Regions from separate parts of the Homo sapiens genome. Here region 2 is linked to region 1. Evidence: read pairs that join two places in POLR2A ChIA-PET (ENCODE). Cell type or tissue: OCI-LY7. All regions are shown on one strand. Each heading gives the region's core, and the rest is flanking DNA. Links, peaks and the distances in the headings are about the cores only. Region 1 holds the start of C16orf90 (chromosome 16 open reading frame 90). Region 2 overlaps SLX4 (SLX4 structure-specific endonuclease subunit).

Region 1 (8,326 bases), core at 171-8,170:
TCACTTGAGGTCAGGAGTTCGAGACCAGCCTGGCCAACATGGCGAAACCCCGTCTCTACCAAAAAATACAAAAATTTGCCAAGCGTGGTGGCGCACACCTGTAATCCCAGCTACTCGGGAGGCTGAGGCAGAAGAATTACTTGAACCCGGCAGGCAGAGGTTGCAGTGAGCCGAGATCGCGCCACTGCCCTTCGGCCTGGCGACAGAGCGAGACTCTGTCTCAAAAAAAAAAAAAAAAAAAAAATGCACTATACTCAGGAAGCCCGCCTTCCCCCGTCCGAGGCACAGCGCGCTCCTCGTCGGAATCTGGTTGCCGAGCGGAGGACGGGATCACTGTGGGCGCCCAGAGGCAGGCCAGGCCTCGGTCTCGCGCACGCGCAGACGGCTCGGGCTGCACAACAGGCCGGAAAGGGGCCCTGAGCCGCTCGCGCCGCGCGGGTCCCGGCAGCCCTAGCCTCTGCATGGGGGCGCGAGGAGACGGCAGGAAGGGGCGGCCTCCACGTGTGAAATGGGGAGATGCCCCGCCAGGCGTGGCACAGCAGCCGGGTTTTGTAAGGTAGCTTGAGCAGGAACAAGGAAACAGCGTAGTGCACAAAGCGATTGGTTGGCATCAGGTTATTTCAGATGCATTTCTTTGGGTTAAAGCAGAGGGGGCTTCCTTATGCCAGCCTAGGTGGACAGGGCCCCTTTTGTTGGTTGCAGTGAATCTTCTGTGTTTTGGCAGACTGGCCTGTCTCTAAGTTCGCATTGATTACGTGGCACCTTGCACTAGCGATTCCATTCTGGTTTGGTCTGGTCCGTTGGTACCTTGTGCAGGAGCTCGCTCCAAAACAATGGCCTCCCATAAATGTTGCTTCACGTGTTATTAAGAAAAACAAAAGATAAGCCACAGTCTAGAAGAAAATATGCACAAAACACATATCTGATAAAGAGACGTGTATCCAGAATGTATCAAGAACTCTCAACACTCAATAATGAGAAACAGTCTAATTAGAGAATGGAGAAAACATTTTAAAAGCTACTTCACAAAAGAAGATATATGGATGGCTAATATGCAAATGAAGAGATGATCAAGGCTATTATTAGAGAAGTGCATATTAAAACCACAATGAGATATCACTATGAAGTTATTAAACTGGCTAAAATATCAGGTAACACGTTAAAAACCTAAAAATTAAATCTAGATAAAATGGCTAAAACAACAAAAAACTCTTGACAATGCCAAGGGCTTGAAAGGATGTTGATCAACTTGAACTTTTTTTTTTGAGATGGACTCTTGCTCTTGTTGCCCAGGCTGGAGTGCAGTGGCACAATCTCGGCTCACTGAAACCTCCGCCTCCAGGGTTCAAGCGATTTTCCTGCCTCAGCCTCCGGAGGAGCTGGGATTACAGACGCGCGCCACCGCGCCCAGCTAATTTTTGTATTTTGGGTAGAGACGGAGTTTCGCCATGTTGGCGTGAGTCACCGCACGCGGCCTGCATTTCCCTGATGATTAAAGATGTTGAACATCTTTTTACGTGTTTGATGACCATTTGTATATTTCCATTGGAAAAATGTCTATTCATTTTCTTTGCCCATTTCAAAATTGGGTTGAACATCCTTTTGTTTTTGAATTGTAAGTGTTCTTTATATATTCTGCCTATGAGACCCTTATCAGATATATGATTTGCCAATATTTTCTTCCATTTCATAGGTTGTCTTTTCACTTTTTTTTGTTGTTGTTGTTTGTTTGTTTGTTTGTTTGTTTTTTGAGATGGAGTCTCGCTCTGTTACCCAGTCTGGAGTGCCAGTGGTGCGATCTCGGCTCACTGCAAGCTCTGCCTCCTGGGTTTACGCCATTCTCCTGCCTCGGCCTCCCAAGTAGCTGGGACTACAGGCGCCCACCACCACACCCGGCTAATTTTTTTGTATTTTTAGTAGAGACGGGCTTTCACCGTGTTTGCCAGGATGGTCTGGATCTCCCGACCTCATGATCCGCCCGCCTATGTTGGCCAGGCTGGTCACAAACTCTTGACCTCAGGTGATCTGACCACCTGAGTGTCCCAAAGTGCTGGGATTACAGGTGTGAGCCACCATGCCCAGCCGTGTTTCTGATTTCTGAAGATTTGCTTTTCCAAGATTGTTGTGGTTATTTGGGCTCCCTTGTAATTTCACATGAATTTTAGGATTAGCTTTTCCATTTCTGCTTGTGATGCTTAATTTTGTGTGTCAACTTGACTGGGATGCCTGATAGCTGGTAAAACATTATTTTTCAGTGTGCTTGTGTAAGCGTTTCCAGAAGAGATTAGCATTTGAATTGCTAGACTGAGTAAAAAAAAAGAAGATTGCCCTCACCAGTGTGGTGGGCATCATCCAATCTGCTGGGTGCCCAATTATGACAAAAATGCAGAGGAGGGGTGAATTCACACTCTCTTCATGGGCTGGGACATCCTTCTTCCCGTGCCCTTGGACATTGGAGCTCCTGGTTCTTGGACTTCTGGACACCAGGACTTACACCAGCCCTCACCCCCACCCCTACCCAGATTCTCATGCTTTTGAACCCAGACTTAATTACAGCACCAGTTTTCCTGGTTCTCCAGCTTGCAGGCAGCATATTGTGCGACTTCTCAGCCCGGATAATCACATAAGCCAATATCCCTAATAAATCTTCTCTTGGCTGGGCACGGCGGCTCACACCTATCACCCCAGCACTTTGGGAGGTGGAGGCAGGAGGATCACTTGAGCCCAGGAGTTCAAGACTAGCTCTGGGCAACATGGTGAGATCTCCATCAGCAAAAATTTAAAAAATTAAAAATTAAAAAATGAAAATAAATTAAAAAATTAGCCAGGCCTGGTGGTGCACACCTGTAGTCCCAGCTACTTGGGAGGCTAAGGTGGGAGGATTGCCTGAGCCTGGTAAGTTGAGGTTGCAGTGAGCCGTGATCATGTCACTGTACTTCAGCCTGGGCAATGGAGCAAGGCCCTATCTCAGAAAAAATTATATAAGGAGATTTATTTATCCTCTAATAAATATTTTCTCTGTAAATATCTATATACATTCTGCTGACTATATTTCTCTGGAGAAGCCTAATACACTACATGAAGGCCATTTTGATTTTGATAAGAATTGTACTGAGCACTTTGGGGAGTGTTGCTATCTTAACAATATTAAGTCTTCAGTCCATGAACATGTGATGCTTTCCAATTTATTTAAGTCTTTAGATTCTCTCAGCAATGTTTTATAGTATTCAGAGTTGTCTTATACCTCCTTGGTTAAATGTATTCCTATTTTATTCTTTTTATTCTTTGCTAGTATCTAGAAATACAATTAATTTTTGTGTGGTGATTTTATGACTTGAGATTTTTCTGAACTTCATTAGCTCTGAAAAAGCTCTACTAGGTTCAGGATTTTTTTTTTTCAAGTATGAATTATTTAATATTTCCTACATACAAGATCAGGTTGCTGGGCGCGGTGGGTCATGCCTGTAATCCCAGCACTTTGGGAGGCCGAGGTGGGCGGATCACCTGACGTCAGGAGTTTGAGACCAGCCTGGCCAACATGGCGAAAGCCTGTCTCTACTAAAAATACAAAGATCCGTTGGGCGTGGTGGTGGGTGCCTGTAATCCCACCTGCTGGGGAGGCCGAGGCAGGAGAAGCTCTTGAACTCGGGAGGCGGAGGTTGCAGTGAACCGAGATCGCGCCACTGCACTCCAGCCTGGGCGCCAAAGTGAGACTCCATCTTAAAAAAAAAAAAAAAGAAAAGAAAAAAAGAAAAATCAGGTCGTCTGTGACAAGAGAAAATTGAATGTTTTAACTTTTTGTTTTTTTGTCAGCATCCAAAATCTTTTTAATAAGAGGGTTCGTTTTTGTAGCCTCGGCTGGCCCGTAGGCCTCTGGCGCGCTCGAACTTCTGGTCCCTGGAGCGGAAATAGCGTTTGGTGTGGCTGTGTGGGGTTCCCAGGGCCTTGCCGAAATGCCGGTACACCTGTCGGCCCTTGCGAAGACCGGAGAGTAGGACGGGGCCGCCGTCCTTGAGGGAGTCCAGGGCCAGCTGATCGAAAGTCAGGATCTTGGCCCCCACCCTGAGGATGCCGCTGTGGGCCGGCTGGTCACGGGCAGCGCACACACCTTAAGTTTGGGCACCTCCTGAACCCTCGCGTCATCCGTTAAGCGTCCCCACAACCACGGCCGTTTTGTTTTCCCAGCCAGGAAGCTTCATCTTCCGGATCATCCGGGAAACGGACAGAGGTGGCCGGTTGGTGCGACTCATAAACAACCTCTTCAGCACAACCTGGTTGAATGTGGAGTTAGTTCGTCTGGACGGTAACCTGTACAGCTTGACCAACAAACAGCCTCAGTTAGATATCCTGGCTCTTGGGCTCTTTGCGCCGAACCTTTAGGTCCTTCTTGTGGCGGACGTCAGCTCCCATGATGGCGCTTCCTGCTTGGCCAGGTCCGGAAAGATGAATGTTTAACTTTTTTTTTTTTTTGAGACGGAGTCTCGCTCTGCAGCCCAGGCTGGAGTGCAGTGGCGCGATCTGGGCTCACTGCAAGCTTCGCCTCCCGGGTTCACGCCATTCTCCTGCCTCAGCCTCCTGAGTAACTGGGACTACAGGCTCCCGCCACGACGCCCGGCTAATTTTTTTGTATTTTTAGTAGAGACGGGGTTTCACCGTGTTAGCCAGGATGGTCTCGATCTCCTGACCTCATGATCCGCCCACCCCGGCCTCCCACAGACCTCAACTGATCAGCCTGCCTCGGCCTCCCACAGTGCTGGGATTACAGGCATGAGCCACCGCCCCCAGCCCCTTTTCAGCATTTTCAAAGTACCGACCTAGGTCTTCCTAGGTCTGTACTCCTGAACCCTCATTTCCCACCCCAGATGAGGAAGCTGGCCCCAAGAGATCACCTGAGAGAAGGACTCTCCAGTTTGCCAGAGCTGTCTGTTTTATGTGGCCTGACCCCAGCCAGAGGGACCAGGGACTTCCCCCAGGGTTCTGGCCCCTTCCCATGCCTTTCTTTCACCCTGCCCTTGCCTTGGGCACTGTCCTCTCCCAAACTAGGGGTCCAGGAAGGCTGGGAGTCTTCCCCGTGATGTCATAAGAACCAGTTGCCAGGGGAGACCTGCCAATGTACCCCCTAGGCAGGGGAGAGCAGGGCCCTGCTGCACCCAAGTCCTGGTTGCTCCTCCCCACCACACTGGCCCTCCATGGAAGCCTTGGTCTGTGCATTTTCTGAGCTGCACATAAGAGAAGGTGCCGGGCTGTGGGGAGGAGTGGCAGGAAGAGAGATAGGCTTCTGTCCCCACCTGGGCCCAAAGCCGAGGGGTGGCCTCAGGGACATGTATGCTTGGGAGAGGGGAATGGCCACTGGGCCAGGCCATGAGCCCCTGGGCTGGCCACTTTCTCTCAAACCCACTGTGCAATTTCTCTGTGGGGACCAGAATACTCTTCCTAGGGTAGCGGGCAGAACAGGGTAGTAGAAAGGACTTGAGGTCCTGAAAGCACTCTTAGTACCAAGGCCCGAGGCTTCCCAGGCCTCCCTGTTGGTTGGGAGTGGGAAGAGGAGTCGTGTCTTGGGCATGGGCAGGGGAGGCAGTGGACTGAGACTATTTGACACACAGGTAAACTGAGGCCAGGTTGGCTGGGGGTGTAGCCCATCATGTGAGCTGGTCTCAGAGGTATGTGACTGCACCCTCCCCTCATGGCTGCTGTGGGGGGCTGGCCACCACCCTCCCGCTGTCTCCTCTGCAGATGCAGTGAGCCAGGCCCAAGGACGCCCCGGCCACCCTGACGCACCCCCCAACATCTACGAGGGGGGCCTGGGGTCCCCGCAGCCGCAGTGCCCCAGTGCCCAGGGAAGCAAGCCCAAGAACTTCCGGCTGCGCCACCTCCGGGGCCTGGGCCTCTACCTGGAGAGCCACCCGCCACCCACTGGCCAGTGTGAGAGCCACTGGCTGGGCCGGCTTATGGCTGGGGGCTGCCTGCCACAGCCTGAGGGCACAGCCTGGGCCCTGGACCTGCCACAGGGGACTCTGGGCCCACGTAACAGCCTCTGTTCAGCCCTTCTGGAAGCCCGATTGCCCAGGGACAGCCTGGGAAGCAGTGGTGAGCTCTGTCAAGGCAGGACTGGGCACGGGGGAAGACCCTAGGGGATGGTTGGGCTGGGGCCTCAGGCGGGCCCTTCTCCACTCCCAAGCCTCCACAGTGGCACCATGCCCCAGAAGGCCAAGATCTTGATGAATCTGTCCCCATCTCTGCATCACGCACAGCTAAGCGGGGTCTGGAGAATCCACCAGGGACAAAGCGGTGCGAGAAAAAGGGAGGATCTGGGAGGGAGGGCTGGGTGACTGCCCCAGCTCCACACTCGGTGAGGGGCCTTGGAATCTGTCTCCCTTGCTGGGCCTCAGTTTTCTCACTTGTAAAATGAGGGTTCAGGTTAGATGAGGGTCCTTCCAGCTTGAACCATTCTGTTCCCTCAACCTCCTCCCTCCCCTGGGGATTCTGTTAAGGAGGAAGCATTGCCCTCCTCCCTTCTGTTTTCAAGAATATCGGATTCTGGAAACCCCAGGGTGGGCTGCCAGCCTCCCCCCCAGCCTCCCCTTGGGTCCCTCAAGTGACTCCTTTCTCTCCTCTTTCCTCAGCTTCCAGTTCCAGCATGGACCCAGACAAGGGTGCCCTCCCCCAGCCTAGTCCTTCTAGGCTCAGGCCCAAGAGGTCCTGGGGGACCTGGGAAGAGGCCATGTGTCCCTTGTGCAAGAGAACCCGCTCTGGGGCCCTGGAGAGGCCATAGGGATCCCGAGTGCCAGGACTGGGTACAGGAGGGGCAGGATGGCCGAGGAGGCAGCCTGAGCAGGAGGGGCTCGGCCCCCGGCAGTGGCCCTGCCACATGGGGTGGCCCAGGCAGCGGCCCAGCGCCCAGGCCTGGGCCTCGGGAGAATGTGATGGGGAGAGGGAGGAGGAGGAGGTTCCGAGGGAGGGGCAGAAGCAATAGAAGCATGGCCGTGCCCTTGCAGCCTGCTTAGACTCCAGTCAGCCACTTGTACCTGGGAGGCCGGGCTGAGTGCAGAATCAGGCCCCCCCGCCACCGCCTCCCTGAGAGGCCGGGGAGCCCACAGCTCTGATCTCAATAAAAGCCAAGGCCTGCACGTTCTTGTCCATCTGCCTGTCTGTCATCAGGCCAGTTTGGTGAGAAAAACAGTCCTGTGTCTCTCCAGGGATGGGTCTGCCGCGCCCCCACTCTTAGTTGCCAGGGCATGAGAGGCGTGAGCTAGGGCAAGGGCCTGTGGGAACACCATACTTGTCTGTGAGAGCTTCCTGGATGAGACACTGCTGAGCTTGGCTCCATAGGGTGGGTAGGGGCTCAACAGCCCACCTTTTCAGCCACCATGCCTGGCTAATTTTCTTTTCTTTTTTTTTTTGAGATGCAGTCTAGAACTGTCTAGAGGCCAATTTAGAGCCAGTTTTCTTTGGGGCCAGCATGTGGCTGCAGCAGATGTCCTTCTCAGGGGTGAGATCCTGGCTACGGCTGTCTGTGGCTGAGTTACAGACTGTCTTTTTTTTTTTTTTTTTTTTGAGACGGAGTCTTGCTCTGTGGCCCAGGCTGGAGTGCAGTGGTGCAATCTCGGCTCACTTCAAGCTCCAACTCCCAGGTTCACGCCATTCTCCTGCCTCAGCCTCCCGAGTAGCTGGGACTATAGGCGCCCGCCACCGCGCCCGGCTAATTTATTTGTATTTTTTTAGTAGAGACGGGGTTTCACCGTGTTAGCCAAGATGATCTCCATCTCCTGACCTCAGCCTCCCAAAGTGCTGGGATTACAGGCGTGAGCCGCCGTGCCCGGCCTAATTTTCTGTTGTTTTAAGAGTTGGGGGGAGGGGGTCCTGCTGTTGCCCAGGCTGGTCTCAAACTCCTGAGCTCAAGTGATCCTCCTGCCTCAGGAGGATCCTAAATGCAGGCCATGGCATTGTGGGTGGAGGGCGCAGCGGATGAAGGAAGGCAGGGCGGGGTCAGGGAGGGCACCAGGGAGGACAGCAGCAGAGGCAGGGATGTGGACCTCGGCCCCACCTGCCCCCTACCAGGTGAGGTCACTGCTCCGCGGGACCCCAGCTCCCAGGTCCCTCTGGGCAGGATGAGCACAGCCCTTCTCCTCCCAGCCGGACCAGACTCTGCGCACCCAGGTGTGGGCTTCCTCTGTGCCGGGGTGTCTCCACTCGACTCTGTTGATGTTTGGGATGGGATCTTTCTTTGGGATGGAGGCTGTCCTGTGCATGTAGGATGTTAAGCAGCATCTCTGGCCACCACCCACTTGGTATCTGTAGCACCCTCCTCTAAGCTGTGACAGCAAGT
Region 2 (8,326 bases), core at 161-8,160, 110 kb before region 1:
GAGTTCTGTTTCTAAATTTCCTTTGCCCTCACTTCCTGATCTTAATAACCTCTCAGTAGAGTGGTGGTAGAGTCTCAGGTCGCATAGACTACTGGAAGGCATCAGCAGTGTTGCCTCACCAACTTTACTGGTCTCTCGTGCTCTTTGCCAGTCGGATGAAATCTATGCATGGTTCCCCCAAAACACGTATCCATGCGCGTATCTGCAAAACTGGCACACAACTTCATGGGGTTCATGGATCCCCACTGAAGATCATCCGTGGATCCCAAGTTAAAGAAGAACTGATCTAGGACATAAACCTTTGTCATTAATATTTCTTTAATAATAGCTTTATTGGGGTATAATTGATATTCCATAAAATTCACCATTTAAAAGGGTATGGTTCAGTGGTTTTTAGTATATTCACAGACTTGTCCAACCACCACCACTACCTAACGTTAGAACAGTTTTATCATCCTAAAAATAAACCCCATGCTCATTAGCAGTCACATCCCATTCCCCTCCTGTTATTGATATTTATGTCTATATTGCCATAAACAAAGAGGTTACCAACAAGCAACCAGTCCTCTTCACATTTGTGAGTCAAACCTAAACTAGTTGATAAAGGACTCTTGAAACTTGCGTCTAACCTGTATCTGGTAGAAAAGTCTTTTATTTCTCCAGCTACAACAGATGGTTGTGAATATTTTCCTCCTTGCCAGAGAATGTGCCCAACAGCGACTCCCAGCCTCCTCCTTCCTGTTTGACAACAGCAGTGCCAAGTCCCTCCAAACCCCGCACAGCACAATTGGTCCTACAGCGAATGCAGCAGTTCAAGAGAGCAGACCCCGAGCGTTTGAGACACGCTTCAGAAGAGTGCTCCCTCGAGGCTGCGCGGGAAGAAAATGTCCCAAAGGATCCTCAAGAGGAGATGATGGCGGGGAATGGTATGATGAGTGTGTTTCTGTCTTCCACACAGAGATAAGTTAATACAACTCTGAGGAAGGGAGGCGGGAAGGAATCAGCATTTGTTGAGTTTCTTCTGTGGATAGGCTCTCTGCTTGATGTTTTACCTTTGCCACTTCACTGGATCCAGCCAGAGAATGAAGAGTCTCTGGGATCATTTCCCACCTAGCTTCCTTGATAAGGTACCGTTTTGTTTTTTTTTCTGAGACAGAGCCTTGCTCTGTCACCCAGGCTGGAGTGCAGTGACATGATCTCAGCTCACTGCAACCTCCGCCTCCCAGGTTCAAGCAATTATCTTGCCCCAGCCAGTGGGATTACAGACGTGTGCCACCACACCTGGCCAATTTTTGTATTTTTAGTAGAGACAGGGTTTCGCCAAGTTGGCCAGGCTGGTCTCGAACTCCTGACCTCAAGTGATCTGCCTACCTCAGCTCCCCAAAGTGCTGGGATTACAGGCGTGAACCATTGCACCTGGCCCTCTTCCTTTTTTTTTTTTTTTTTTTTTTTTGAGATGGAGTCTCGCTCCGTCACCCAGGCTGGAGTGCAGTGGCACGATATTAGCTCACTGCAAGCTCCACCTCCCAGGTTCACGCCATTCTCCTGCCTCAGCCTCCCGAGTAGCTGGGACTACAGGCTCCCACCACCACGCCTGGCTAATTTTTTGTATTTTTAGTAGAGACAAGGTTTCACCTTGTTAGCCAGGATGGTCTCGATCTCCTGACCTCGTGATCCACCCGCCTTGGCCTCCCAAAGTGCTGGGATTACAGGCGTGAGCCACTGTGCCTGGCCTCCTTTTTTTAAAAATTATGACTTTTTATTATGAAAGCTTTCCCTTTCAGTTTTTTCCTTTTAAAAAGATAACCCTCAGTATTCACAAAGAACTCTTCCTTTCAGAAAAGGTTTTTTTGTTGTTGTTGTTTTAATTACAATGAAGCCAGGCATGATGGCTCATGCCTATAATCCCAAAACTTTGGGAGGCCAAGGCAGGAGGACTACTTGAGGTCACAAGTTCGAGACCAGCCTGGACAACATAGTGAGACCCCCATCTCTACAAAAAAATTTTAGGGGCCAGGCGTGGTGGCTCACGCCTGTAATGCCAGCACTTTGGGAGGCCGAGGTGCGCAGATCACAAGGTCAGGAGATTGAGACCATCCTGGCTAACACAGTGAAACCCCATCTCTATGAAAAATACAAAAAATTAGCAAGGTATGGTGGTGGGTGCCTGTAGTCCCAGCTACTCGGGAGGCTGAGGCAGGAGAATGGCGTGAACCTGGGAGACAGAGCTTGCAGTGAGCCGAGATTGCACCACTGCACTCCAGCCTGGGCAACAGAGCAAGACTCTGACTCAAAAAAAAATTTTTTTTTAATTAGCTGGGCATGATGGTGCACAACTGTAGTCCCAGCTACTCGGGAGGCTGAGGTGGGAGGATTGCTTGAGCCCAGGACGTTGAGCTGCAGTGAGCTGTGATTGCATCATTGCACTCCAGGGCAACAGAGTGAGACCCTGTCTCAAAAAAAAAAAAAAAAAAATTACAATGAATCCCCTAATCCCCTATACCTCAATCTAGATTTAACAAATGTTAACATTTGGCCATTTGTTTATGTCTTTATAAATATACATTTTTTTTTTTTTTTGAGATGGAGTCTTGGTCTGTCTCCCAGGTTGGGGTGCAGTGGCGCAATCTCGGCTCACTGCAAACTCCACCTCCTGGGTTCAAGCCATTCTCCTGCCTCAGCTTCCAGGAAGCTGGGACTACAGGCATGCACCACCACGTCCAGCTAATTTTTGTATTTTTAGTAGAGTTGGGGTTTCACCATGCCGGCCAGGCTGTTCTGGAACTCCTGACCTTGTGATCTGTCCACCTCAGTCTCCCAAAGTGCTGGGATTACAGACGTGAGCCACCGTGCCTAGCCAAGCGTACATATTTTTCTTCCATATTATCTGAAGGTAAATTATAGACATTAGGATCCTTTACCCCTAGATTCTGCTGCATAACCACAATACCATTAGCACGCTTAATTCCATAATAGTGCCTGGCGTCCAGTTCAAACTCAAATTTCCCTGGTTGTCTCAAGGTTATTTTTTGTAGCTGGTTTCTTTTTTTTCTGAACAAGGATTCAGTAAGTTCACACACTGCATATTGCTGTAGCTCAGCAGTATCCTAAGGTCTAGATTCTAGAATAGTCCCCCATTTCCTTTTGTTTTCCATGACACTGACTTTTTTTTTTTTTTTTTTTGACAGAGGCTTGGCTAGAGTGCAGTGGCACAATCTCGGTTCACTGCAACCTCTGCCTCCCAGGTTCAAGCTATTCTCGTGCCTCGGCCTCCTGAGTAGCTGGGATTACAAGCACCCACCACCACACCCGGCTAATTTTTTTGTATTTTTACTAGAAATGGGGTTTCACCATGTTGCCCAGGCTGGTCTTGAACTCCTGAGCTCAGGGGATCTGCCCTCCTCAGCCTCCCAAAGTGCTAGGATTACAGGTGTGAACCACCACACCCAGCCCTATGACACTGAGTTTTTGAAGAGGCTAGGCTAATTGTATTATAAGATTTCCCACTTTCTGGATTTATTTCTTTATGGGATCGTTAACTCCTTCCTCTAACCATTGGGTTGCCCCACTCTGAGTAGATTAGAGGCTCATTGGCTGCAGGTGAGACAGGGTGGCGACAGTGCCCCATAGCTGCTGTGTACTTGGTGTGGCACCGGCCCAATAAGCGTAATAATGCCAGGTGCTCCTGTTCTCCATCCCCAAAACAATATGGATTCTCATCTCTGATGAAAATATACAAAAGGAAAAGAAATAGGAAGAAACCATTATCGGCAGACCTACAGCTAATAAGTATGCAGGATCTTGGCATTGCATTGCAGATTTCACTGCAGTAGCACGGAGGAGTCTCAGGCCACCCCAGGGTCCACAGCAGGCAGTGATTTGATGTCCTGCCGAGGCATCAGTCCTGGACGCACATGTGAGTTGCAGAGGAGGCACCCAGCTGGTGTGAGCTCCGCCCCTGCCCAGCATTTGACTCAGTTCTCTCTGTATCTTCACATCACACCCAGCAAGTGCTCAGAAAGAGATAAACCATTTGTTTGTTAAGAAACCAAACCAGGCTGGACGCGGTGGCTCACGCCTGTAATCCCAGCACTTTGGGGAGGCCAAGGCGGGCAGATCACCTGAGGTCAGGAATTCAGGACCACCCTGGCCAACATGGTGAAGCCCTGTCTCTACTAAAAATTAGCCAGGTGTGGTGGGCACCTGTAATCCCAGCTACTCAGGAGGCTGAGGCAGGAGAATCGCTTGGACCCGGGAGGCAGAGGTTGCAGTGAGCTGAGATCGCGTCGTTGCACTCCAGCCTGGCGACAGAGTGTGAGACTCCATCTCAAAAACAAACAAACAAACAAAACAGGGCACCAAAATGAAGGTGTGCTGTTTTGCTGGCCTCAGTGGCAGGCACTGGTAGGCCACAGCCATGAAGAACTTGGGGATTTATGAGGCGTTCAGGGCATATCCCTTGTGAGTGACAGGGGTCTGCTCCAGCAATATCAGATGGGCCACCCTGGGAGCCATCTCAAGACCAGAATCAGTCCATTCTTGAGTCTGATGCTAAGTAAGAGATGCTGCCTTTTAAACGCCAAAGGCATTTCACTCTGCCCTGGTTTTATCATGGGCAGTAAAAGGTCAGCAGGAAAGGGTGAGTTTTGAAGAGAACATCTAGCTTTGTTGGAATATGAGCCTTGTGAACTTGCAATGCCCGAGGTAGCCAACTTCAGCAGAAGTGGGAAAGTTTAGGTCCTTGCTACTCAGAGTGGTCCTGTGCTGCCAGCATCGCCAAGCCTGGAGGCTGCTAGAAATGCGGAGAGTCTCAGGCTGCACCTGGACCCCTTGAATTTGAATCTGAGTGTCGACAAGCTTCCCAGGTAATGCATATCCATGTTAAAGTTGGAGACGGCTGTTCCCGGAGTGCTGATTAGTGCCCAGTCTCACTGGACAGTGTCCAAGTCACCAGCCTGCAGAGTGGAGCTGGGTTCTGGTTTCTTTGCGTTCCACCTGCTCCCCATGGTCTGCAGGAGCTGACAGAGCAGAGGTCTGAGGGTGAGCTTGTCTTTGGAGTTTATTCTCACGGATCTTTGGTGCTTCTCCACAGTGTATGGGCTTGGGCCCCCTGCCCCAGAGAGCGACGCTGCGGTGGCCTTGACCCTGCAGCAGGAGTTTGCACGGGTAGGAGCATCGGCACATGATGATAGCCTGGAGGAAAAGGGTTTGTTCTTCTGCCAGATTTGTCAAAAGAACCTCTCAGCCATGAACGTGACCCGAAGGGAACAGCATGTGAACAGGTGGGGGCAGCTTGGGCCGTCGCCTCTCCCGTGTATGTGACCAGAATCCCCAAGCACCCCAGGGCTGGAGTGCGGATCTCCACACCTTACCATGACAACAGCACCTCAGCTTTGTTGTCAACCTACCCCTTTTTAAAAATAACTTCGTTGAGATACAATTCACAGAACATATAGTTCACCCATTTAAACTGAACAAATCACTACTTTTGGGATATTCACACAGTTGGGCAACTGTCACCACAATCACTTCTGGATTATTTTCATCACCCCCAAAAGAATCCCCACACCCATTGGCAGCCACTCCCTATTGCCCCTCTCTCCCCTGACAACCACTAATCAACATTCTGTCTGGATGGATTTGCCGATTCTGAAATTGCACAGTTGTCCTTTTGTGTCTGCCTTCTTTGACTTAATATGTTGTTTTTGAGGTTCATCCATGTTGTAGCATGGAGCAGGCTTCATTCCTTTTTATGGCTGAGCAGTATCTCATTGTATGGCTAGACTGTGTTTTTCCCATTCTTAGATGAGGAATATGACCATGGTTTATCCTTTCGTCCATTGGCGGACATTTGGAGCATTTCTACCCTTTGGGATTGTGGATAGAGCTGCCGTGAACATGGGTTTCATGTATTTGTTTGGGTACCTGCTTTCAGTTCTTTGGGGTCTCTACTTAGGAGTGGAATTTCTAAGTCATCATGTAACTGCATTTAATCTTTCCTTGCTTTCTTTAGCCAACTTTGCTGACAGATACCTAAGTGTAGTGTCTAGGGGCTGACTGCCGGGAGACGGAGCCAGGCTGTGTAGAGGGGATTGGCTTTGGGGAACTTGCTTTGACCACAGCACGTCTGTGTTGACCTGGACCCACATTTGCTCCAATCCACATTCCTGGGGAGGGTGGTTCTCCTGTATTGACTGTTTTCCTTCAGGTGCTTGGATGAAGCTGAAAAGACACTAAGACCTTCTGTGCCTCAGATCCCTGAGTGCCCGATTTGTGGGAAACCGTTTCTTACCTTAAAGAGCAGAACCAGTCACTTGAAGCAGTGTGCTGTGAAGATGGAGGTTGGCCCCCAGCTCCTGCTTCAGGCTGTGCGGCTGCAGACAGCACAGCCTGAGGGTAGCAGCAGCCCACCCATGTTCAGGTAAGTCGACGAAAAGGAAGAAAACCAAGCCAAATAATGCTGTGTGCACTCAGGGCTTTTTCTATTTAAAAAAGCTTTTTATGGGCTGGACGCAGTAGTTCACACCTGTAATCGCAGCACTTTGGGAGGCCAAGGTGGGCAGATCACCTTAGATCAGGAGTTCGATACCAGCCTGGCCGACATGGTACAATCTCGTCTCTACTAAAAATACAAAAATTAGCATGGTGGCACATGCCTGTAGTCCCAGCTACTTGGGAGGCTGAGGCAGGAGAATCACTTGAACCCAGAAGGTAGAGGTTGCAGTGAGCCAAGATCGTACCACTGCACTCCAGCCTGGACAGAGTGAGATCCTGTCTCCAAAAAAAAAAAAAAAAAAAAAAAAAAAAAGCTTTTTATAGTGTTGGAGGGAAAAAGAGCCCTCTTTGATTCTGGAAATGAAACACTTAGGGCGGAAATCGGGCACAGTCTAGAAGGGAGTGAGGAGGGGACAGAATCTGCATTCTGGAAGGCTCTGGACCTGCCCCTTTAGGGGGGTGCAGAAATGATCTTCGCACTGTTTTCCTCAAGGTCCTTCCTGAGTTTCCAATCCCATGATCCCACAGTCGGTACCCTCTAGTGCAGGGGTCCCCAACCCCCCAGCCTCGGACCAGTACCGGTCTGTGGCCTGTTAGGAACCTGGCCACACAGCAGGAGGTGAGCAGCGGGCAGGCAAGCTTTACTGCCTGAGCTCCGCCTCCTGTCAGATCAGTGGTGGCATTAGACTCACAGGAACACAAACCCTGTTGTGAGCCGCACATGCATGGAATCTAGGTTGAGCTCTCCTTATGAAAATCTAAAGCCTGATGATCTGAGGTGGAATGCTTTGATGCTGAAACCATTCCCCTACTCCTGTCCCATGGAAAAATTGTCTTCCATGAAACCAGTTCCTGGTACCAAAAAGGTTGGGGACTACTGCTTTACCACATCTAAGAATTTGGTAGTCACTTTACTCCATCCATTTCGTTGTTGGACAGCATGGTTTCCACCTCAGCACAGTCCAGTTTTCACACTGTTAACATAAGATTACTCAGCACAGTTCACAGATTTGGTGATTGGCCAGGCACGGTAGCTTACACCTGTAATCTCAATACTTTGGGAGGCCAGGGCGGAAGGATCACTTGAGCCCAGGAGTTCAAGGCCAGCCTGGACTACATAGCAAGACCCATCACTACAAAAAATTAAAAAATTAGCTGGCTGTGGTGCTGCACACCTGTAGTCCCAGCTACGTGGGAGGCTGAGGCGGAAGGATCACTTGAGCCTGGGAGGCCAAGGTTGCAATGAGCTGTGATTGCACCACTGCACTCCAGCCTGGGCGACAGGGCAAGAACCTGTCTTCATAAAACAAACAAAAACAACAACAAAGTTGGTGCAACAGAAGTGTAGGACCCTATTTTTTAAAAATCTTGCATGAATTAATGCTTAAAAGTTAAAATGAGTTGCCTTGCTCACAGCCAGGAAACAAGTCCTCAGCATGCAAACCACAGCCACACAAGTGCCAGAGGGCTGGCCCTGCTCCACGCTGCCCTGCTGCTGAGGACGCTAGAGCTGACACCAGGTTCATAGTGAACAAAGGCATCTTGGACCTTTGACTCCTCCAGGTTTGAGACCGCTGTCAGGAGCAAAGGGAAGGCCAAAGGCGATAGCTGTTTGTCCCGCCCCCTGCTTTGCACACAGGTCATGGGCAGCTGAGCTGGCTCGGGGCTGAGATGGCAGAGGGCAGAGGGGATTCTCTTGGTGGAGGAGCGCATCTGTATTTAGCATGGCAGGGGTGCAAGCCTTGAGGCCTTAGAATAGACGTCATCTAAGCCATTGTTTCTTTCTTGGCAGGACCACGCCAAAAGCACCTGCTCAGATAAAGTATGTCTG

What was found. ChIA-PET counts read pairs that join two places held together with the same protein. Peaks named below come from ENCODE experiments on the same cell type or tissue, not always from the same donor. Only the 100,000 strongest peaks of a DNase experiment are listed, where the experiment ranks them.
Region 2: POLR2A ChIA-PET joins it to region 1 with 27 read pairs; 4 of 35 experiments call an interaction of 5 or more read pairs at or near these places.

What each region holds. Positions count from the first base shown.
Region 1 is chr16:3,492,285-3,500,610 of GRCh38, reverse strand. It overlaps C16orf90 (chromosome 16 open reading frame 90), which reads left to right and starts at 5,122. Exons shown (of 3, transcript NM_001080524.2): 1 at 5,122-5,235; 2 at 5,734-6,087; 3 at 6,624-7,127. The coding sequence starts at 5,190. The coding sequence ends at 6,772. It also overlaps a transcript of CLUAP1 not described here and the pseudogene RPL18P12. RefSeq lists a silencer at 7,354-7,563. In OCI-LY7, for the core only: no CTCF peak of the experiment used is centred there; no DNase peak of the experiment used is centred there.
Region 2 is chr16:3,599,074-3,607,399 of GRCh38, reverse strand. SLX4 (SLX4 structure-specific endonuclease subunit) reads left to right here. Exons shown (of 15, transcript NM_032444.4): 3 at 702-926; 4 at 5,093-5,282; 5 at 6,209-6,421. Among named protein-coding and RNA genes, the nearest start is that of SLX4, 8.4 kb to the left of the region's middle. In OCI-LY7, for the core only: no CTCF peak of the experiment used is centred there; no DNase peak of the experiment used is centred there; H3K4me3 peaks cover 595 bases; H3K27ac peaks cover 746 bases.